3 separate regions of the Homo sapiens genome follow, and regions 1 and 3 are each linked to region 2. Evidence: chromatin loops called from intact Hi-C (ENCODE). Cell type or tissue: B cell. All regions are shown on one strand. Each heading gives the region's core, and the rest is flanking DNA. Links, peaks and the distances in the headings are about the cores only.

The links. A loop is a pair of places that touch in the nucleus more often than their neighbours do. Peaks named below come from ENCODE experiments on the same cell type or tissue, not always from the same donor. Only the 100,000 strongest peaks of a DNase experiment are listed, where the experiment ranks them.
Region 1: it touches region 2 in a loop (11-fold over the local background); 4 of 110 quality-filtered maps call a loop at or near these places.
Region 3: a loop joins it to region 2, with 17 times the contacts of the local background. A loop is called at or near these places in 86 of 110 quality-filtered maps.

Annotation. Positions count from the first base shown.
Region 1 is chr19:48,709,425-48,716,302 of GRCh38, reverse strand. It overlaps MAMSTR (MEF2 activating motif and SAP domain containing transcriptional regulator), which reads left to right. Exons shown (of 10, transcript NM_001130915.2): 4 at 536-678; 5 at 857-1,041; 6 at 1,395-1,497; 7 at 1,743-1,937; 8 at 2,258-2,443; 9 at 2,533-2,587; 10 at 2,753-3,578. The coding sequence ends at 3,036. Among named protein-coding and RNA genes, the nearest start is that of MAMSTR, 6.9 kb to the left of the region's middle. RefSeq lists a silencer at 1,686-1,975. In B cell, for the core only: a CTCF peak has its summit at 2,996; DNase peaks (open chromatin) are centred at 2,022 and 3,032; H3K4me3 peaks cover 1,878 bases; H3K27ac peaks cover 785 bases.
Region 2 is chr19:48,791,755-48,798,928 of GRCh38, reverse strand. It overlaps BCAT2 (branched chain amino acid transaminase 2), which reads left to right. Exons shown (of 11, transcript NM_001190.4): 7 at 1,596-1,738; 8 at 1,907-1,992; 9 at 2,211-2,351; 10 at 2,427-2,501; 11 at 3,465-3,865. The coding sequence ends at 3,503. It also overlaps the pseudogene RNU6-317P. Among named protein-coding and RNA genes, the nearest start is that of BCAT2, 16 kb to the left of the region's middle. RefSeq lists enhancers at 1-361, 2,174-2,809, 3,407-3,586, 3,627-3,696, 4,929-5,429. In B cell, for the core only: CTCF peaks have their summits at 3,440 and 3,642 (motif pointing left); a DNase peak (open chromatin) is centred at 3,548; H3K4me3 peaks cover 644 bases; H3K27ac peaks cover 985 bases.
Region 3 is chr19:48,966,914-48,973,188 of GRCh38, reverse strand. It overlaps GYS1 (glycogen synthase 1), which reads left to right. Exons shown (of 16, transcript NM_002103.5): 13 at 2,166-2,261; 14 at 2,480-2,643; 15 at 3,334-3,414; 16 at 3,578-5,059. The coding sequence ends at 3,901. Among named protein-coding and RNA genes, the nearest start is that of FTL, 4.7 kb to the right of the region's middle. RefSeq lists a cis regulatory region at 1,841-2,361 and enhancers at 2,338-2,865, 4,631-4,860. In B cell, for the core only: CTCF peaks have their summits at 1,876 and 2,075 (motif pointing right); a DNase peak (open chromatin) is centred at 2,088.

The DNA.
Region 1 (6,878 bases), core at 1,033-6,032, 83 kb after region 2:
CCAGGTTCAAGCGATTCTCCTGCCTCAGCCTCCTGAGTAGCTGAGATTACAGGCACGTGCCACCACGCCTGGCTAATTTTTGTATTGTTAGTAGAGACGGAGTTTCACCATGTTGGCCGGGCTGGTCTTGAACTCCTGACCTCAAGTGATCCGCCCGCCTCAGTCTCCCAAACTGCTGGGATTACAGGCGTGAGCCACCGCGGCCGGCCTGGATGTAGCTTTCAGCCTCTCCCTCTCCCCAAGAACCAGGAGTGCAGGCCCCACCCCTGTCCTAGCAAAACCTCAGACATCTGTGATCCTCAGCTACCACACCCCTTTGTGATAGAAAATTCCTGCTTTACTTGAGAATGTAGCAACCGGAGCCCCCCCACACCTCCGCCCTCAGATCCAGTTCAGGCGCCCATCTCCCAGCAATCAAGTCTTGCTCCCTGGCCTGCCCTCCGGCACCCTGGAGCCCCGCTTTCCACACAGCCTTGCTCCTCCCGGCCTGGCTTGCTGCCTGCAGGCCTCTCAGGGTCCTTCACCGTCTCTCCAGTCTCGGATCCGGACCCGTGGATCTCAGCCTCAGACCCTCCTCTGGCCCCGGCCTTGCCCTCGGGCACGGCCCCTTTCCTCTTCAGCCCTGGGGTCCTGCTCCCCGAGCCAGAATATTGTCCTCCTTGGAGGTCCCCAAAGAAGGTGAGTCTCGACTGGAGGGAGAGGTCCCTCTGAGAGCCTAGTCTTTGTCTCCCTTGTTGCTGCTGCCATTTTTGCTCCTCTTCGGTGGCACCGAGCTGACCCCATACTTTGCATGTAGTCCTGGGGCCGGAAGGTGGGAGCCGCGCTGAAGCCTAAAACATCACACCTGCTCTTTCAGGAGTCTCCCAAGATCTCCCAACGTTGGAGGGAGTCCAAGCCCAGGGGGAACTTGACATACCACCAGTACATGCCCCCAGAGCCGAGACAGGGATCCAGGGCGGACCCCCAAGCCGAGGGGTCCGCCCTGGGTCCTCCTGGGCCATCTCTGTGGGAAGGGACAGACTCGCAGCAGCCACATCCTAGGTATGACACCCACTTCTGTTCTCCCGGGACCCAGAAATTCAGGTCCCAGCATCCTCCTCCCTCAAACCTCGAGTCCAAGATTAGGGGATTGGGGCCCCCAACCCTCTCTTCTCCCAGGGTTTAAGAGTCCAGGATCCCAGCCCCTCCCTTCGCCCTTCAGACCCGAGTCTGAACGCCTAGTTCCTCCTCCCCCATGCACAGAAATCTAGCCCCATGTTTGCGCCCTTGGAGACCCAGAATTCTGGACCCTCACTTTTCTGCATCTTCCCCAGCTCCCCGTCTTTGAGGACCCCAGAACGCCTTTTCCCCCTCTACCTCTCTAACCTTTGTTCGCCCCTCACGATTATCACCAGGATGAAGCCCTCTCCCCTCACTCCCTGCCCACCAGGAGTCCCTAGCCCCTCGCCCCCCCCACACAAGTTGGAACTTCAGACCCTTAAACTGGAGGAGCTGACGGTGAGTTTGGGGTGTAACTTTCCAGGCCTTCTCTCTCCTTCGGTGGGGTCCCAGAATTCCAACCCCGCAGCCTCTGCCCTCTGGAAATCCAGGAGATCGGGTACCCAGTCCCATCCTGTTTTAGGGTCCCAGGAGTCCGGACCCCCAGTGCCTCCTTTCTCGGTTTCCAAATATCCTGTCCAGCTCCTGCCTGCGCCCGGGAGCCCGCCCAGCACTGCCTCTTCCCACGCCCCGCCCCTCCCCAGGTCTCAGAGCTCCGGCAGCAGCTGCGCCTGCGGGGCCTCCCAGTGTCGGGGACCAAGTCTATGCTCCTGGAGCGCATGCGCGGCGGCGCGCCGCCCCGCGAGCGGCCGAAGCCGCGGCGCGAGGACAGTCCCGCGGGTGCTCCCTGGCCGCGCCTCAAGCCCAAGGCCCTGGCAGCCGCCCGGCGTCAGGGCTCGGTGAGGGCGGGGCTATGAGCTTGCGGACCAATGAAGAGAAAGCAAAGTGGGCCGGGGCGGGGTGTCGAAAAAACTAGCCAATGAAGTGTGGGGGCGAGGACCAGCGGTAGGAAGCCTTGAAGGCGAGGGGACGTGGTTCAGACTAACAGGGGGCGGATCTTTAGAGAAGAGGAGCCAATGAAAGAATAGGGGGCGAGGCCAAAGGGGTTGATGAGCGAGGGGTCGCGAGAGGATCAAGGGGTGGAGCCACACGTTGCGAGTGGGTGGGGTTGCGCCCTGTGGGCATGGCTTATGGGCGCTCGCCCTCTTGGCTGCTCTAGGTCAAGCCCAGCGCAGCATCTCACAGGCCACCTCTTCCACGTGCCGCGGATACCCCGGGGACGGCTCCGGCTCCAACTCCCACTCCGGCTCCTGCTGCAGCTCCAGCCCTGACCCCTTCCTCAGGGCCGGGCTCAGCGGCTCTGACTCTGGAGGAGGAGCTGCAGGAAGCGATCCGGAGGGCGCAGGTAAGAGGGTGTGGGTTGAATCCGGCTAGGGTTCTCCAGTCAGGTCCAGGTCGCAGTCCCGAGTTCACGCCAAATTTCTCCATCCGCAGTTGCTTCCTAACCGGGGCATCGATGACATCCTGGAGGATCAGGTGGAGCCTGATGGTAGGATCCAAACTGCTAGATTTAGGGGAGGTGGGGGCTGAGGTTCTGGACTCCTGCGTCCAAGGGAGGCGTGAGCTGGGGAGCTGGATCCTGGAAATGGGGTATGGGGGGCTGGCGCCCGGACCCCTGACTTTCCAAGCTCATGTACCATTCTTTATCCCGCAGACCCCCTGCCCCCTATTCCCCTGGACTTCCCTGGCTCCTTCGACGTGCTGTCCCCCTCCCCGGACTCTGAAGGCCTCTCATCTGTTTTCTCCTCTTCACTCCCGTCTCCCACGAACTCCTCCTCCCCTTCTCCCAGGGACCCCACGGACTCCCTGGACTGGCTGGAGGCCCTGAGCGGGGGTCCTCCTCTGGGTTCTGGTCCCCCACCCCCCAGCATCTTCTCCGCTGACTTATCTGACTCCAGCAGCAGCCGGCTGTGGGACCTGCTGGAGGATCCATGGTGATGGATTCTAGGATTTACAGAGACAGAGAACTGATGGGGGTGGAGAGAAGCTCCTTGTGGGAGGAGAGGGAACTACCAGCAGAGCCCCTCCTACCGCAGACACAGGATCGGAGACAACCTCCAACCCCACCTGCCTCCTGAAGTGCTGCTGACATGCAACTGCCTTAACTTTGCCTACCTGGCCTCCTTATGATCCCCCTCCGGCGTGGTATGGTTGGGGGGCTTCTTTTGCTGCTGGCCACGGCAAACAAGCTGCTTGCTGCTTCCTTCAGAGACCTCATGGATGTTCTTACATGCCCCCGACCCCGGTAGATGGCTCCCTGTTGTTTGGGGAGCCTGGAAGGTGGTTATGCCTTTTGGATGCAGGAGAGGAGCAAGAAAGAGTGGAGAGGGAGAATGGGGGAGCCGGACCCTGACCTCCCTGGGTTCTGGTTGGAGATGAAAAAATTAGAAGCATCAGGTCTAAGATCAGCTTCTCTTGGAAGCAGAGCCTGAGACAAGATATAAATGCCAGTCATTTATTAAAGAAGTGTTCTGGCTGGGTGCGGTGGCTCACGCCTGCGATCCCAGCACTTTGGGAGGCTGAGGCAAGTGGATCACCTGAGGTCAGGAGTTCGAGACCAGCCTGGCCAACATGGTGAAACCCTGTCTCTACCAAACACACACACACAAAAAAAAATTAGCTGGGCATGGTGGCACATGCCTGGAATCCCAGCTACTTGGGAGGTTGAGGCAGGAGAATCGCTTGAACCCGGGAGGCGGAGGTTGTGGTGAGCTAAGATCGCTCCATTGCACTCCAGCCTGGGCAACAGGAGCTAAACTCCATCTTAAAAAAAAAAAAAGAGAGAGAGAAAAAGAAAGAAATGTTCCCAGGAGAAACCAGCAGAAGAGTGGGGAAAACAGGACAGCAAAGGGGAAGAGGAGCAAGAGGTGACTTCAGGTGAAGTTCCAACCTCAGCCTAATCCTGCAGGGAGCTCCAGAGCACAAATTAAGTTGTGGAGTCTTTCCTGTCTTGGGACACATGGAACTGGGCCTTTGTATCTCCCTGTTTGAGCTTATTATAGCCAAACAACAAACCAGGCTCAGTGGCAAACGCCTGTAATCCCAGCACTTTGGGAAGCTGAGGCAGGCAGATCACTTGAGGCCAAGAATTCAAGACCAGCCTGGCCAACATGGTGAAACCCATCTCTACTAAAAATACATAAAAACTGGGCCGGGCACGGTGGCTCACACCTGTAATCCCAGCACTTTGGGAGGCCAAGGTGGGCGGATCACGAGGTCAGGAGATCGAGACCATCCTGGCTAACACGGTGAAACCCGGTGAAACCCTGTCTCTACTAAAAATACAAAAAAATTAGCTGGGCATGGTGGCATGTGCCTGTAGTCCCAGCTACTCGGGAGGCTGAGGCAGGAGAATGGCGTGAACCCGGGAGGCGGAGCTTGCAGTGATCTGAGATTGTGCCACCACACTCCAGCCTGGGCAACAGAGCGAGACTCCGTCTCAAAAAAAAAAAAAAAAAAAAAAAACTAGCCAGGTATGGTGGTGGGAGCCTGTAATCCCAGCTACGTGAGAGACCGAGGCAGGAGAATCACTTGAAACCAGGAGGTGGAGGCTGCAGTGAGCTGAGATCATGCCACTTCACTCCAGCCTGGGCAACAGAGTGCTACTCCATCTCAAAACAAACAAACAAACAAACAAACAAACAACAAAAACCCACACCACCCCAAAACTTAGAGTTGTAAAACAATAACTATCTATGACTGCTCACAAATGCATGGGTTGACTGGGCTCAGCAGGGCAGTTCTTCAGTTCCATGTGATGTTGGCTAGAGCTGCAGTCATCTCAGGGCCCACCTGGGCTAGCACATACAAGATGGCACATCAGATGTGTGTGGCACCGTGGTGGGGATAGCATGAAGGCTGGGCCCAGCTGGGTTGTGCAGTGTGACACTCCATGCAGTGTCAGCACTATTCCTCTGTGGCCTCTCCCCCGGGATAACTAGATTTCTTGCATGATAGCTCAGGGCTCCCAAGAGTGAGTATTCCAAGAGCCAGGAGCAGAAGCTACCAGTCTCTTAAAGACTAGGCTTGAAACTGGCACAATTTCTCTTCCACTGTATTTTATAATTAATGCAAGTCAGGCAAGCCCACGTTAAATACGGGAGGGCACTATACAAATCTGTGAATATCAGGGACATGCTCACTAGGGGCTACATCTGGAGACTTGCCACTATACCACCCCTAGTCAGCCATGAGCCATGGGTCACAGAGGGAGGGAGGAATGACATAAACTCCCAGGAACCTCCAGCCCAAGGGCAGTCCTGGGAAGAACGTCATAGGGTAAGTTGTTAGCAGCAAAATGTTTTAAAATGTAGGTTTTGGCCGGGCGCGGTGGCTCATGCCTGTAATGCCAGCACTTTGGGAGGCCGAGGCGGGTGGATCATGAGGTCAGGAGTTCGAGACTAGCCTGACCAATATGGTGAAACCCAGTCTCCAGTAAAAATACAAAAATTAGCTGGGCATGCGCCTTTAATCCCAGCTACTCAGGAGGCTGAGGCAGGAGAATTGCTTGAATCTGGGAGGTGGAGGTTGCAGTGAGCCAAGATCGCGCCACTGCACTCCAGCCTGGGTGACAGAGTGAGACTCCATCTCAAAAAAAAAAAAAAAAAATAGGTTTCAGGGCCAAACACCGTGGTTCATACCTGTAGTCCCAGCTACTCTGGAGGCTGAGGCAGGAGGATCACTTGAGCTTTGAAGTTTGAGGTTGCAGTGAGCTATGATTGCACCAGTGCACTCCAGCCTGGGCAACAGATCAAGATCCTGTGTTTCAAAAAAAAAAAAAAAAAAAAAAAGATTGGGCCCAGTGATTCACGCCTGTAATCCTGGCACTTTGGGAGGCCGAGGCGGGTGGATCACCTGAGGTCAGAAGTTCGAGACCAGCCTGGCCAATGTGCTAAAACCCCATATCTACTAAAAATACAAAAAAAAAAAATAATTAGCCAGGTGTGGTGGTGCACACCTGTAGTTCCAGCTACTCGGGAGGCTGAGGCAGGAGAATCACTTGCAGTGAGATGAGATCATGCCTGCACTCCAGCCTGGGCAACACAGTGAGACTCCATCTTAAAAAAACAAAAGTAGTCCCAGCACTTTGGGAGTCCGAGGCAGGTGGATCACGAGGTCCGGAGATCAAGACCACGGTGAAACCCCGTTTCTACTAAAAATACAAAAAATTAGCCAGGCGCAGTGGTGGGCGCCTGTAGTCCCAGCTACTGGGGAGGCTGAGGCAGGAGAATGGCCTGAACCCAGGAGGTGGAGCTTGCAGTGAGCCGAGATCACGCCACTGCACTCCAGCCTGGGCGAAAGAGTGAGACTCTGTCTCAAAGAAATAATAATAAAAATAAACAAAACAAAACAAAAAAGACCAGAAGAGGCAAGGTAAGTGGGTTTGAGATTACCTAGTTTGAATTTCAGCAGGCTCTGGAGCATAGAGGCTGTCCTGAGTTTTTGGTGCCTGGCTCAGGGAGCCTGTGCTCATAAAGGTGTGGATGGGGTGTGGGCTCTGGATTGGCTGGTTTACATAGGAAAGGTGAGTAGTTAACTATCTCTAGCATTTGGCTATCCCTGGGAGGGTCAGTCCCTCCAGAGTCATCGAGGCCCGCACTTGTCAAAGCAGCAGAAGTTCAGAAAATACAAAGGCATGATTAATACACCAAGCACACAAGCTGGGGGCTGGGTGCACAGAACTGGCAAGAGGAATCTGAAGGCACCTGGGTGCGCCACCAGCACTGTCCACTGCAGGTGGAAAAGAACAGTAGACCAGGCTGGGCGCAGTGACTCATGCC
Region 2 (7,174 bases), core at 887-5,886:
GGCGGTGGCTCACGCCTGTAATCCCAGCACTTTGGGAGGCTGAGGCGGGCAGATCACGAGGTCAGGAGATCGAGACCATCCTGATTAACACAGTGAAACCCCATCTCTACTAAAAATACAAAAAAAAAAAAAAAAAATTAGCCGGGCTTGGTGGCGGGCGCCTGTAGTCGCAGCTACTCAGGAGGCTGAGGCAGGACAATGGCGAGAACCCAGGAGACAGAGCTTGCAGTGAGCCGAGATCGCGCCACTGCACTCCAGCCTGGGCGACAGAGCGAAACTCCATCTCAAAAAAAAAAAAGAAAGGTTTCGCAGAGGAGGCGACCCTTCAACTAGGTCTGACGAGGAGGGAGGAGGGGGTTTCCTGGGTACAAAAGTCAGCAAACTGTTTCCAGTCCTGGGAACCATGTGTACAGGGACAGAAGGAATAGGATCACAGAAGATGTTCAGGTTACAAAAATAAGTTTGGGTTTTGAAAAATGCTTAGCAAGTATTCATTAGACCCAGGCAGGCCTGGAATGCCGGAAGGAGGCTAGGGTCTTGTCCTGGGGCACTGGGGAGCCATGGGAGGCTTGTTAGCAGCTGAGGGGAGAGGCTATCTCTGGGAGAGAGACTCAGAAAGTCATCCAGGTAGCCCAGTTCACTGGGGGAGTCCAGGGAAGGTCCAGCACCCAGCCTGGAGGTCTGGAAACACCTCTCGAGGAGGTGACAACAGAAACGGTTTTGGAGCCAGGCGCGGTAGCTCACGCTTGTAATCCCAGCACTTTGGGAGGCCGAGGTAGGCGGATCACTTGAGGTCAGGAGTTTGAGACCAGCCTGGCCAACATGGTGAAACCCCGTCTCTACTAAAAATATAAAAAGTAAGGCCGGGCGCTGTGGCTCACTCTTGTAATCCCAGCACTTTGGGGGGCTGAGGCGGGCATATAAATATAAATGTGAATATAAATTAGCCGGACATGGTGCTGCATGCCCCAGTTACTCCAGTTACTCAGGAGGCTGAGGCACGAGAATCGCTTGGACCCGAGAGGCGGAGGTTGCAGTGAGCTGAGATCGCACCACTGCACTCTAGCCTCAGCCTGGGCGACAGAGCAAGACTCTGTCTCAAAAAAAAAAAAAAGAAAAAAAGAAAAAAAGAAATGGTTTTGAATGACAGCTGAGGATTTGGTCAGTATGAAATGGGTGAGGGCTGGGCGCGGTGGCTCACGCCTGTAATCCCAGCACTTTGGGAGGCTGAGGCGGGCAGATCACCAGGTCAAGAGAGGCTGAGGCAGGAGAATCTCTTGAACCTGGGAGGCGGAGGTTGCAGTGAGCCAAGATCGCACCACTGCACTCCAGCCTGGGTGACAGAGCGAGACTCCGTCTTAAAAAAAAAAGAAAAGAAAAGAAAGAAAAGTGGGAAGAGACAGGAGAGAGGGGACATAACCATTTAGGGTCCTGATGCCAAATGAAAAGTCAAGGATTCCATCTCAGGGGAACTGGGGAGCCCTGTGAGAGCTGTGAGCAGGGAGACGGGAGAGAGTAGGATGAGCCTCCTCTGGGGCTGGGCTGGGGAAGGATGGGGCTCCCTTGCCCCACCCAACCAGACTGCCCTCCACCAGGAATTATGGGCCCACCGTGTTAGTGCAACAGGAGGCACTCAAGCGGGGCTGTGAACAGGTCCTCTGGCTGTATGGGCCCGACCACCAGCTCACCGAGGTGGGAACCATGAACATCTTTGTCTACTGGACCCACGAAGATGGGGGTAAGCCCACCCATGACCCAGCCCGAACCCTGGTGGAAGTGGGTGGCACCATCATTCCTGGCAGGTTACAGGCCCCAGGGATTCTGGGATGGGGGAAGGGGGTGGCTCTTAAGACGGCGGTGCTAGGGGGTGAGAGGTAACATCTTCCACCCCTTACACCTGCCCTAGTGCTGGAGCTGGTGACGCCCCCGCTGAATGGTGTTATCCTGCCTGGAGTGGTCAGACAGAGTCTACTGGACATGGCTCAGACCTGGGTGAGGACATGGCATCTTCTGGTGATGGGCGCCATGTGCCAGGGGCCAGGGCATCAGAGGGCTGGGACTGGGGCACACTGGCATGTCTCTGCCCCTTCTCCTGGGTCTGTCTCTCCCGTTGGGCCTCTGTCTTTCTCACTATCCTCAGGGAGGGAGAGGTGGAGGTCTGCAGCAGGGCAACCCTCTGGGGACACGTGTCTCTGCCAACTGCCCTGCAGGGTGAGTTCCGGGTGGTGGAGCGCACGATCACCATGAAGCAGTTGCTGCGGGCCCTGGAGGAGGGCCGCGTGCGGGAAGTCTTTGGCTCGGGCACCGCTTGCCAGGTCTGCCCAGTGCACCGAATCCTGTACAAAGACAGGGTGAGGCGGGGCTGCCATTGTGGGTGGGAGGGAAGGAGGGGAGGGGCTTGGTCCTCACCGCACCTTCTGTCCCAGAACCTCCACATTCCCACCATGGAAAATGGGCCTGAGCTGATCCTCCGCTTCCAGAAGGAGCTGAAGGAGATCCAGGTGAGCTGCAGGGAGCTGGGGAATGGGCTGGGAGCTTGTTCCCTGGAGAAGTTGGTGTCCCATGAGCCCCTGGACTAACAGCCAGCCTCCTTCAGTAGTACCAGGAACAGATAATGGCCTTTCTTATTGAGGCCCTGGAGAGTGGGCTTTCTGTGCTGCTCTGTGGCCTGGAAAACCCCTTGGGGCTAAATCACCCTTTCCTGGGAGCTCCCGGAGCCCTGGATATGTCTTCAGCTTTGGAAACCCCTTCCTGTGATCCTCTGCGGCTCCTGGGTGCCCTGGTAGGAGAAACCCCCTCTCCGTGGGCCTCTGAGGCCCCTGGGTGCCCTGGTGGGAGAAACTCCCTCCCTGTGATCCTCTGCTGCCCCGGGTGCCCTGGTGGGAGAAAGGCCCTTTCCATGAATCACTGAGACCTTAGCCAGCCCTCTGGCCATCTCAGAGGTTGGCCTCCCAAGATTCCCTGGAGCCCTGGGCTATCCCTTTGGCCGGAGAAAGCTTCCTCCCATGAGCCTCTGGACCTTGGCCCCTCTCTGGCACCAGACTGTTTAATCCCATAAATCTCTGGGGGTATTCCCATCTTCTGGGCCAAGATCTCTTTCCCAAGAATCTCTGGGCTCCTTTCCCAGACCTAGAGCTACATTTCTGTAAACTTTTGTGCATCAGGACCTAGAACTACACATCCTCTGACTATCTGGGCTTTCTGAGCTGAAAGTGACTTTTTCCAAGAGCCTTAGAGGCCTGGCCATAATTCCTGTCTTCAGAACTACATCTCCCGGAAGCCTCTGCGCCGCCTTAGCCTTGATTCCCCGTTCCCATCATTGTTGGGGCCCTCTGGGAAGTGGACTACATTTCCCGTGAGCCGCTGGGGCACAGCTCCGTAGGCACTCGGCCTGGAACACCCCAGGGCCTACTGGGAGTTGTAGTGCAGCTTCCACCTCACGCACTGCCTCCGTTGTTCCGCAGTACGGAATCAGAGCCCACGAGTGGATGTTCCCGGTGTGAAGCTGCAGGCTGTGCTCCAGATCCACCGACCCGTAGCATCTCGTCACGCCAGCACTCGCCTCCCTACCAATGACTCACCTGAAGTGCAATACGAAATAAAAGGCCAGCGGGCGGCGTCTGGGTCTCTGGCGCCCCCATGTGGTTGCGACACTCCCAAAGCCGTAAGGGCCGACCCAGGCATCTTGGCCCCCAGCCCCTCGTCGCGGGTTCAGGTCCGCCCATTACTCCTTGTCGTGCGGTCAAGGATACACCTTGGCCCCGATTCCGGATCTCTCCGTTCTCAGGCCAGACCCCTGGTGCTGCCGTTGATTTTTTTTTCTCTGTCTTTGCTGCAATTTTGAAATAAAATGCCAAAGAACACACATTGTCGGGCTTCTTCAGTGACGTGACTCTGGGGCTTTAACCCAGGAATCCTGCTTCCTCAGCCCATTTTATTCTGAAGGACTCAGTCATCCGAGCCCCCAGTGTTCTGATGGTTTCTCCAACCTGGGGGAGCATTTCATGTCTCCGGCACTGAACTTACTATCTGCCCCCCACCAACCAGCTCCTCCCCTACTTTCCCGTCTCCCAGTCTCTAGGCCGGACCCCTAGGTGCTGCATCCTTTTCTCTCAAAGCCCACGAGGCCCCGATCCCTGTTCCTCCTGCCCCCGACTCTGCTGTCCGTTCCCCCGCCTCTTTGTCCCCTAGGCCCTGGCCTCAGCTCAGCTGCTGTCTTCTACTGGCACCCTTGTTCCAGCCTGCAGTCTGCTACCTGGCCCAAAGGGTCTTTTCTACACCCAGACGTGGCCCAGTGCCCTCAGCCAGGACTGTAGTCACGGGACCCTAGTGGGTGTGGAGTGAGGCACGATACTCTCACCTGCTGGAGGGATTAAACGTGGAAGAGTTTAGACTGGGTATGGTGACTCCCACCTGCAATTCCAGCACTGTGGGAGGCTGAGGCGGGAGGATTGCTTGAGACCAGGCTGGGCAACACAGTGAGATCCCATCTGTACAGAAAATACAGAAAATTAACCAGGTGAGGTGGCATGTGAGTATAGTCCCAGCTACTCCAGAGGCTGAGGTGGGAGGATTGCCTGAGCCCGGGAGGTTGAGGCTGCAGTGAGCTGTGATTGTGCCACTACACTCCAGCCTGGGTGACAGAGCAAGACTGTCTTGAAAAAAAGGCCAGGCACTGTGGCTCATGCCCGTAATCCCAGCACTTTGGGAGGCCAAGGTGGGCGGATCACCTGAAGTCAGGAGTTCAAGAGCAGCCTGGCCAACATGGTGAAACCCCATCTCTACTAAAAATACAAAAAAACCAGCTGGACGTGGTGGAGGGTGCCTGTAATCCCATCTACTTGAGAGGCTGAGGCAGGAGAATCGCTTGAACCTAGGAGGCAGAGGTTGCAGTGAGCAGAGATCATGCCACTGCACTCCAACACACACACACACACACACACACACACACAGACACACACACACACTTTATTTTATTTTTTTCTTGAGACAGAGTCTCGCTCTGTCGCTCAGGCTGGAGTGCAGTGGCATGATCTCGACTCACTGCAACCTCTGCCTCCTGGGTTCAAGCGATTGTCCTGCCTCAGCCTCCCCAGTAGCTGGGACTACAGGCGTGCACTACCATGCCCAGCTAATTTTTGTATTTTTAGTAAAGATGGGAGTTTTGCCATGTTGGCCAGGCTGGTCTCAAACTGCTGACCTCAGGTGATCCACCTGCCTCGGCCTCTCAACATGCTGGGATGATAGGCATGAGCTACCCAACCTGGCCCACATATACCTTTTCATATTATAATTGTTATGTGGAGGTGTAGAGAAAGCCAGGCATTCGGATGGACGAGGCACATCCTCTTGCAGATTCGAATTCACAGACTGCCTTGGTTATCGGCTGGCTGTGTGACCTCAGGTGTGGTGCTTAATCTCCTTGATCCAATTTGCTGGAGGGACACCCTGTGGGACTATTCTGGCAAACATGATCTGTGGCCTATCCAGCAGCCATCGGCGTTGACACTGAAAGTCCAGTTTTTTACGGCGTCAGCAGACCCATTACCACATCCTCTCATTTCCCATTGTCAATGATCCCTCAAGGAAAGGTTAGAGGCCAAGGGGATCCTAAGGGAAACTTGCCTGGAGGCCTCTGGGAAGCTTTCTTCCCTTGATAAAACAATCCATGTGCTCACTTCGGCAGCACATATACTAAAATTGGAATGATACAGAGAAGACTAGGATGGCCCCTGTGCGAGGATGACACACAAATTCGCAAAGCATTCCATATTTTTTTGTCCTCAGCAAACTAACACAGGAACAGAAAACCAAACACCGGTCTGAGCACAGTGGCTCACGCCTATAATCCCAGCACTTTCGGAGGCCGAGGTGGGCAGATCACTTGAGGTCTGGAGTTCGAGACCAGCCTGGCCAACATGGTGAAACCCCATTTCTACTAAAAATATGAAAATGAGCCAGGCATGGTGGCACACACCTGTACTCTCAGTTACTCGGGAGGCTGAGGCACAAGAATTGCTTGAATCTGGGAAATGGAGGTTGCAGTGAGCCAAGATCACACCACTACACTCCAGCCTGGGTGACAGAGTGAGACCCTCTCTCAAAAAAATAAAGAAGCCGGGCGCGGTGGCTCACACCTGTACTCCCAGCACTTTGGGAGGCTGAGGCAGGTGGATCACGAGGTCAGGAGATCAAGACCATCCTGGCTACCATGGTGAAACCCTGTCTCTACTAAAAATACAAAAAAAAAAATTAACCGGGCATGGTGGTGGGCGCCTGTAGTCCCAGCTACTCGGGAGGCTGAGGCAGGAGAATGGTGTGAACCTGAGAGGTGGAGCTTGCAGTGAGCCGAGATCGTGCCACTGCACTCCAGCCTGGGTGACAGAGCGAGACTCCATCTAAAAAAAAAAAAAAAGAAAAAAAGAAAACCAACCAAACACCGCATGTTCTCATTTATAAGTGGGAGCTGAACAATGAGAACACAAGGACACGGGGAGGGGAACAACATACACTGGGGCCTGTTGCAGGGTGGTGGGGAGGGAAAGCATCAGGATAAATAGCTAATGGATGCGGGGCTTAATACCAGGTGATGGGTTAACAGGTGCAGCAAACCACCATGGCACACGTTTACCCATGTAACAAACCTGCATGTCCTGCACATGTACCCCAGAACTTAAAATAAAATTAAGGCTGGGCTTGGTGGCTCATGCCTGTAATCCTAGCACTTTGGGAGGCCAAGGCAGGCTCGTCACCTGAGGTCAGGGGTTCCAGACCAGCTTGGCCAACATGTGGAAACACTGTCTCTACTAAAAATACAAAAAATAGACTGGGTGAGGTGGCTCACGCCTGTAATCCCAGCACTTTGGGAAGCCGAGATCAGGAGATCGAGACCAGCCTAGCCAACGTGGTGAAACCCCATCTCTACTAAAAATACAAAAATTATCCGGGCGTGGTGGCGCATGCCTGTAATCCCAGCTACTCGGGAGTCTAAGACAGGAGAATTGTTTGAATCCGGGAGGCAGAGGTTGCAGTGAGCCGAGATCACGCCATTGCACTCCAGCCTGGGCAACAAGAGCAAAACTCCATCTCTAAATAAATACATAAATGAAATAAAAATACAGAAAATCGCCAGGCATCATGGCGCATGCCTGTAATCCCAGCTACTTGGAAGGCT
Region 3 (6,275 bases), core at 1-5,000, 180 kb before region 2:
GTGAGGGTGCAGGAAAAACGAACATTTATAAAACCATGAGATCTCGTGAGAATTCACTCACTATCATGAGAACAGCGGCGGGGGAACCACCCCCGTAATCCAATCATTTCCCTCCCTCGACACGTGGGGACTACATTTTGAGATGAAATTTGGGGGGGAACACAGAGTCAAACTATATCATAAATATATATTTAATACATTTTACTATTTGTTTCTTTTTTGAGATGGGGTTATTACTCTGTTGCCAAGGCTCACCTGGAACTCCTAGGTTCAGGTGCTTCTGCCTCAGCCTCTTGAGTATCTGTCATTATAGGTGCATCCCACCATGCCTGACAGATGTATTATATTTAGTGCCTATTTTTGCAGTTTACAGATGTTTTTAGGAAAACTTACATAAGAATTATAGATCAGGCCAGGCATGGTGGCTCACGCCTATAATCCCCACACTTTGGGAGGCCGAGGTGGGAGGATCACTTGAGGACATGAGTTTGAGACCAGCCTGGCCAACATGGTGAAACCCTATCTCTACTACAAATACAAAAATTAGCTGGGGGTGGTGGCAGGCACCTGTAATCCCAGCCCTTCGGGAAGTTGAGGTGGGAGAATCGTTTGAACCCCAGAGGCAGAGATTGCAGTGAGCTGAGATCGCGCCACTGCACTCCAGCCTGGGCGACAGAGTCAGACCCTGTCTAAAATAATAATAATAATAATTATAGGTCAGGGGCAGTGGCTCACACCTATAATCCTAGCATCTTGGAAGGCTGAGGTGGGAGGATAGCTTGAGCTCAGGAGTTCAAGACCAGCCTGGACAACATGGTGAGACCCTGTCTCTATAAAAGATTTTTTTTTTTTTTTGAGACAGAGTCTTGCTCTATTGCCAGGCTGGAGTGCAGTGGCACAGTCTTGGCTCACTGCAACCGCCTCCCGGGTTCAAGTGATTCTCCTGCCTCAGCCTCCAGAGTAGCTGGGACTATAGGCGCCTGCCACCACACCCAGCTAATTTTTGTATTTTTATTAGACACAGGGTTTCACCATGTTGGCCAGGATGGTTTTTTTTTTTTTCTCTTCTTGACCTCGTGATCCACCCGCCTTGGCCTCCCAAAGTGCTGGGATTACAGACATGAGCCACCGTGCCCGGCCTTTTTTTTTTTTATTTTTAATTAGCCATGCGTAGTGTTGTGTGCTCGTAGTCCCAGCCTCTTGGGTGGCTGAGGTGGGAGGATTGCTTGAGCCTAGGAGGTCAAGGCTGCAGTGAGCTATGATCAAGCCACTGTCCTCCAGGTTGGGTGATAAAGTGAGACCTTGTCTCGAGAAAAAAAAAAAAAAAGCATTGGGCCAGGCGCAGTGGCTCACACCTATAATTTGACCACTTTGGGAAGCCAAGACGGATGGATCACCTGAGGTCAGGAGTTCAAGACCTGCCTGGCCAACATGGTGAAACCCTGTCTATACTAAAAAATACAATAATTAACTGGGCATGGTGGTGTGTGCCTGTAGTCCCAGCTACTCGGGTGGCTAAGGCACGAAAATCGCTTGAACCCGGGAGGTGAAGGTTGCAGTGAGCCGAGATTGTGCCACTGCACTACAGCTTGGGTGACAGAGTGAGACCCTGTCTCGAAAGAAAAAAAAAAAAGCATAAAAATCCATCAAAAAATTATAATACATTCCTTGAACTATTTCTCAAGGTTGTTAAAGGTATTAAACAAGACGTACTAGATGCTCTGTACACAGGGATACTAATAATGAGAGACCTTATCTTACCCCCCATCAAAATAGACTAAGTCCGTACAAGATACTGGCACAAGAAAGGATCTTACAGGTTGTGACAATTAAGTAGAATGATGGACCTTGGCCCGATCCTACAGGTTGTGAGAGTTAAGTCAAATGGATATTGGGATGCTCAATAAATTAGCATCCTTATCTCCCAACTATGGACTTTCCCGCATCTTGGAGCAAGAGCAAGTAATTCTCTTTTCTGAGCCTCTTAGCGTCCCCTCTGAGAAATAGGGAAATGCACAGCCTGGTTGTGGGGGCTCAGCGACGCTCCGCACAGCGCCTGGCACTTGGTACAGGCGCCAGTAGAGGGCGGTGTTGAGGCGTCTATTGCGATTAAGACGGTAGGCGATGAGGGAAGCTAAGTGGGTCTCTCTCCTGCCTTCCCGCAGCTGAGTGCACGGTTATGGGAATCCCCAGTATCTCCACCAATCTCTCCGGCTTCGGCTGCTTCATGGAGGAACACATCGCAGACCCCTCAGCTTACGGTCAGCGCCCAGGCCCCTGAGGATTCTGGAAGGGGGCTTGAGAACAGTGACTCCTGGATCCTGGGAAGGAGGAGCTTGCACCCTTGGAGACCAGGGGCACCAGGAAATGGGGGGGCTCTCGGGCCGCTGGGAGAGGAGGGGTCCTGGTGCCACAGAGTCCTGGAGACCATGAAGATCTCCCCAGGATGTTTTCTGAACCTGGGTCCTGGCCTCCACAGGTATCTACATTCTTGACCGGCGGTTCCGCAGCCTGGATGATTCCTGCTCGCAGCTCACCTCCTTCCTCTACAGTTTCTGTCAGCAGAGCCGGCGGCAGCGTATCATCCAGCGGAACCGCACGGAGCGCCTCTCCGACCTTCTGGACTGGAAATACCTAGGCCGGGTAGGACCCCCACTTTCCTATCCTCTCCTGGCAAATCAGCAGCTCCTGGCTAGGGGTCTTTGGTGCAGGGTGCAGGGTCTCATCCTACTTGTAACAGTTGCTGTCCCTTTAAGCAATGAACCAGGCCGATCGCGATGGTGGCTCATGGTTGTAATCCCAGCACTTTGGGAGGCCTAACAGGAAGGATCGCATGAGCTCAGGAGTTAAGAGACCAGCCTGGGCAACATTTTATTTTTACTAAAAATAAAAAAAAATCAGCCGAGCGTGATGGTGCGTGCCTGTAGTCCCAGCTACTGGGGAGGCTGAGGTGGTAGGGTCGCTTGAGCCCCGGAGGTTGAGGCTGCAGTGAGCCTTGTTCAAACCCACTGCACTCCATCCTAGAGTAACAGAACAAGACCGTGTTTAAAAAGAAAAAAAGAACATTGGTCAGGCGTTCTCATTTGCATAAGGGTGTGGCCAAAGAGGAGACTCACTTGAGAATTCGGCCCCTGTTTGAGGGGTATGGCTCAGAAACTGTCCATTCACAGGTCTGCTTATCTACATAAGGGGTGGAGTCAGATAGATGGATTATTTGTATGGGGTGCAGCAGTGTGCTCATCTGCATAAAGGGTGTGGCCAAGACCCCCATCATCTGCCTGGGGGTGGGGCCTGGCTCTCACATCCTCTGCCCCCTCTCCTCCTTTCCCCTAGTACTATATGTCTGCGCGCCACATGGCGCTGTCCAAGGCCTTTCCAGAGCACTTCACCTACGAGCCCAACGAGGCGGATGCGGTGAGTGGACCCTGGATTTCTGCTTAGCCAGGAGCTAAAGGGCTGGGCTTCGGTGGGGTGGGGGTCCCTCCTGGAGTGGGAAGGCCTAGAGGTGGCTGGATGCCTGGGTGGGACTGTGAGGTCCTCAGCTCACCCTGGTTTGCACCCACATCGCCGTATGCAGGCCCAGGGGTACCGCTACCCACGGCCAGCCTCGGTGCCACCGTCGCCCTCGCTGTCACGACACTCCAGCCCGCACCAGAGTGAGGACGAGGAGGATCCCCGGAACGGGCCGCTGGAGGAAGACGGCGAGCGCTACGATGAGGACGAGGAGGCCGCCAAGGACCGGCGCAACATCCGTGCACCAGAGTGGCCGCGCCGAGCGTCCTGCACCTCCTCCACCAGCGGCAGCAAGCGCAACTCTGTGGACACGGCCACCTCCAGCTCACTCAGCACCCCGAGCGAGCCCCTCAGCCCCACCAGCTCCCTGGGCGAGGAGCGTAACTAAGTCCGCCCCACCACACTCCCCGCCTGTCCTGCCTCTCTGCTCCAGAGAGAGGATGCAGAGGGGTGCTGCTCCTAAACCCCCGCTCCAGATCTGCACTGGGTGTGGCCCCGCAGTGCCCCCACCCAGTCCGCCAAACACTCCACCCCCTCCAGCTCCAGTTTCCAAGTTCCTGCACTCCAGAATCCACAAAGCCGTGCCTTTCTCTGGCTCCAGAATATGCATAATCAGCGCCCTGGAGTCCCCTGGGCCTGGACCGCTTCCCAGAGGCCAGGAATCTGCCATTACTCTGCGGTGGTGCCAGAGGTTTTAGGAAACCTGGCATGGTGCTTTCAGGTCTGGGGCTTTTAGAGCCCCCCGTGTGGCTTACAAATTCTACAGCATACAGAGCAGGCCACGCTCAGGCCCGGCATGCGGGCCACCAAGTTCTGGAAACCACGTGGTGTCCCTGCGAATGGGGCGATCAAGTCCAGAGCCGGGGCACTTTCAGAGTTTGAAGGTAACTGAGAGCAGATGGTCCTCCATTTCAACTCCAGAAGTGGGGCTCTGGGAGGGATGTTCTAGCCCTCCCTGGCATGTCAGAGCCAGGCTCTGCCTGGAGGATCCCTCCATCCGGCTCCTGTCATCCCCTACACTTTGGCCAAGCAAGAGGTGGTAGAACCACTTGGCTGCTCATTCCTTCTGGAGGACACACAGTCTCAGTCCAGATGCCTTCCTGTCTTTCTGGCCCTTTCTGGACCAGATCCTACTCTTCCTTTCTAAATCTGAGATCTCCCTCCAGGGAATCCGCCTGCAGAGGACAGAGCTGGCTGTCTTCCCCCACCCCTAACCTGGCTTATTCCCAACTGCTCTGCCCACTGTGAAACCACTAGGTTCTAGGTCCTGGCTTCTAGATCTGGAACCTTACCACGTTACTGCATACTGATCCCTTTCCCATGATCCAGAACTGAGGTCACTGGGTTCTAGAACCCCCACATTTACCTCGAGGCTCTTCCATCCCCAAACTGTGCCCTGCCTTCAGCTTTGGTGAAAGGGAGGGCCCCTCATGTGTGCTGTGCTGTGTCTGCACCGCTTGGTTTGCAGTTGAGAGGGGAGGGCAGGAGGGGTGTGATTGGAGTGTGTCCGGAGATGAGATGAAAAAAATACATCTATATTTAAGAATCCCAGGTGTGGTCAGACATGACACTTGGTGGGCCTGGCTGTGACGTCCCCCCAGTACCACCCCTTCCCTGGTCTGAGCTCATCCTCTTATTCTAGAGAGACTTGGGGGGTCTCCCTATGTTGCTTAGGCTGGTCTCAACCTCCTGGGCTCAAGTGATCGTCCTGCCTTGGCCTCCCAAAGTGCTGGGATTACAGGCTTGAACCACCCTGCCCCAGACCCAGGGGAAGGAGAAGGGGAAGAGTCAGAGCTGACACAGCAGTTTTGCAGCTTGGACACAGCAAGTGCTTTTTAAGGCCTGTTTTAAGCTTCTTCAGTTCCCATTTGGAGAATCCGGCCCAAGGTTTCACATCCCATTTCTGTGATGAACCCTAAACCCCTTGTCCAGCATTGCTTGGGCATCACGTGTTCCTGGCTGCTCAGCTCCACTGGCCAGTTCCTCTCAGTGTGCGCCTCACATTGGGATCACTCAAGCTCGGGCCATAATCTCTTAAACTCTGGAGCAAAGACCTCAGTGAGCCCCCCGGTTGCCATGCAAGTTGCATAGCAATAGCGTCAATGTGCCCATATAAAGGGCCTAATAATTCCAACTGCCTCCCAGAATTGAGGCTTTTTTCTTTTTTGAGACAGAGTCTTACTCTGTTGCCCAAGCTGGAGCACAGTGGCGCCATCTCAGCTCACCGCAACTTCCGTGAGGCAGACATGTTTTTTGTTTGAGATGGGAGTTCCACTCTTTTTGCCCAGGCTGGAGTGCAATGACGCCATCTCAGCTCACTGCAACCTCCGCCTCCCAGATTCAAGCGATTCTCCTACCTCAACCTCCTGACTAGCTGGGATTACAGGTATGAGCCACCACACCCAGCTAATTTTGTATTTTAGTAGAGACGGGGTTTCTTCATGTTGGTCAGGCTGGTCTCGAACTCCTGACATCAGGTGAGCGACCCACCTGGCCCCATAATCACTCGTTAAATAGGGCTGTTTCTGGCTGAGACCTAACATCTGTTTCTAGATACCAACCTAGGTCTTAATTCAACTCCCTGGAGTCTATCTCTACCATCTGGGAGGGACAGTTAACAGCCAGGCAAGCAGAGAACCCTCAGGTTCAACACTACCCAGATAGCCTCTTGTCTTAGGACAGTTAAGAAAATGGGAGATGGGGCCAACTCCTCTTTCACTGGCATCCCAACCCAGCCAGAAGCTTTATGAGAACAGATCCCA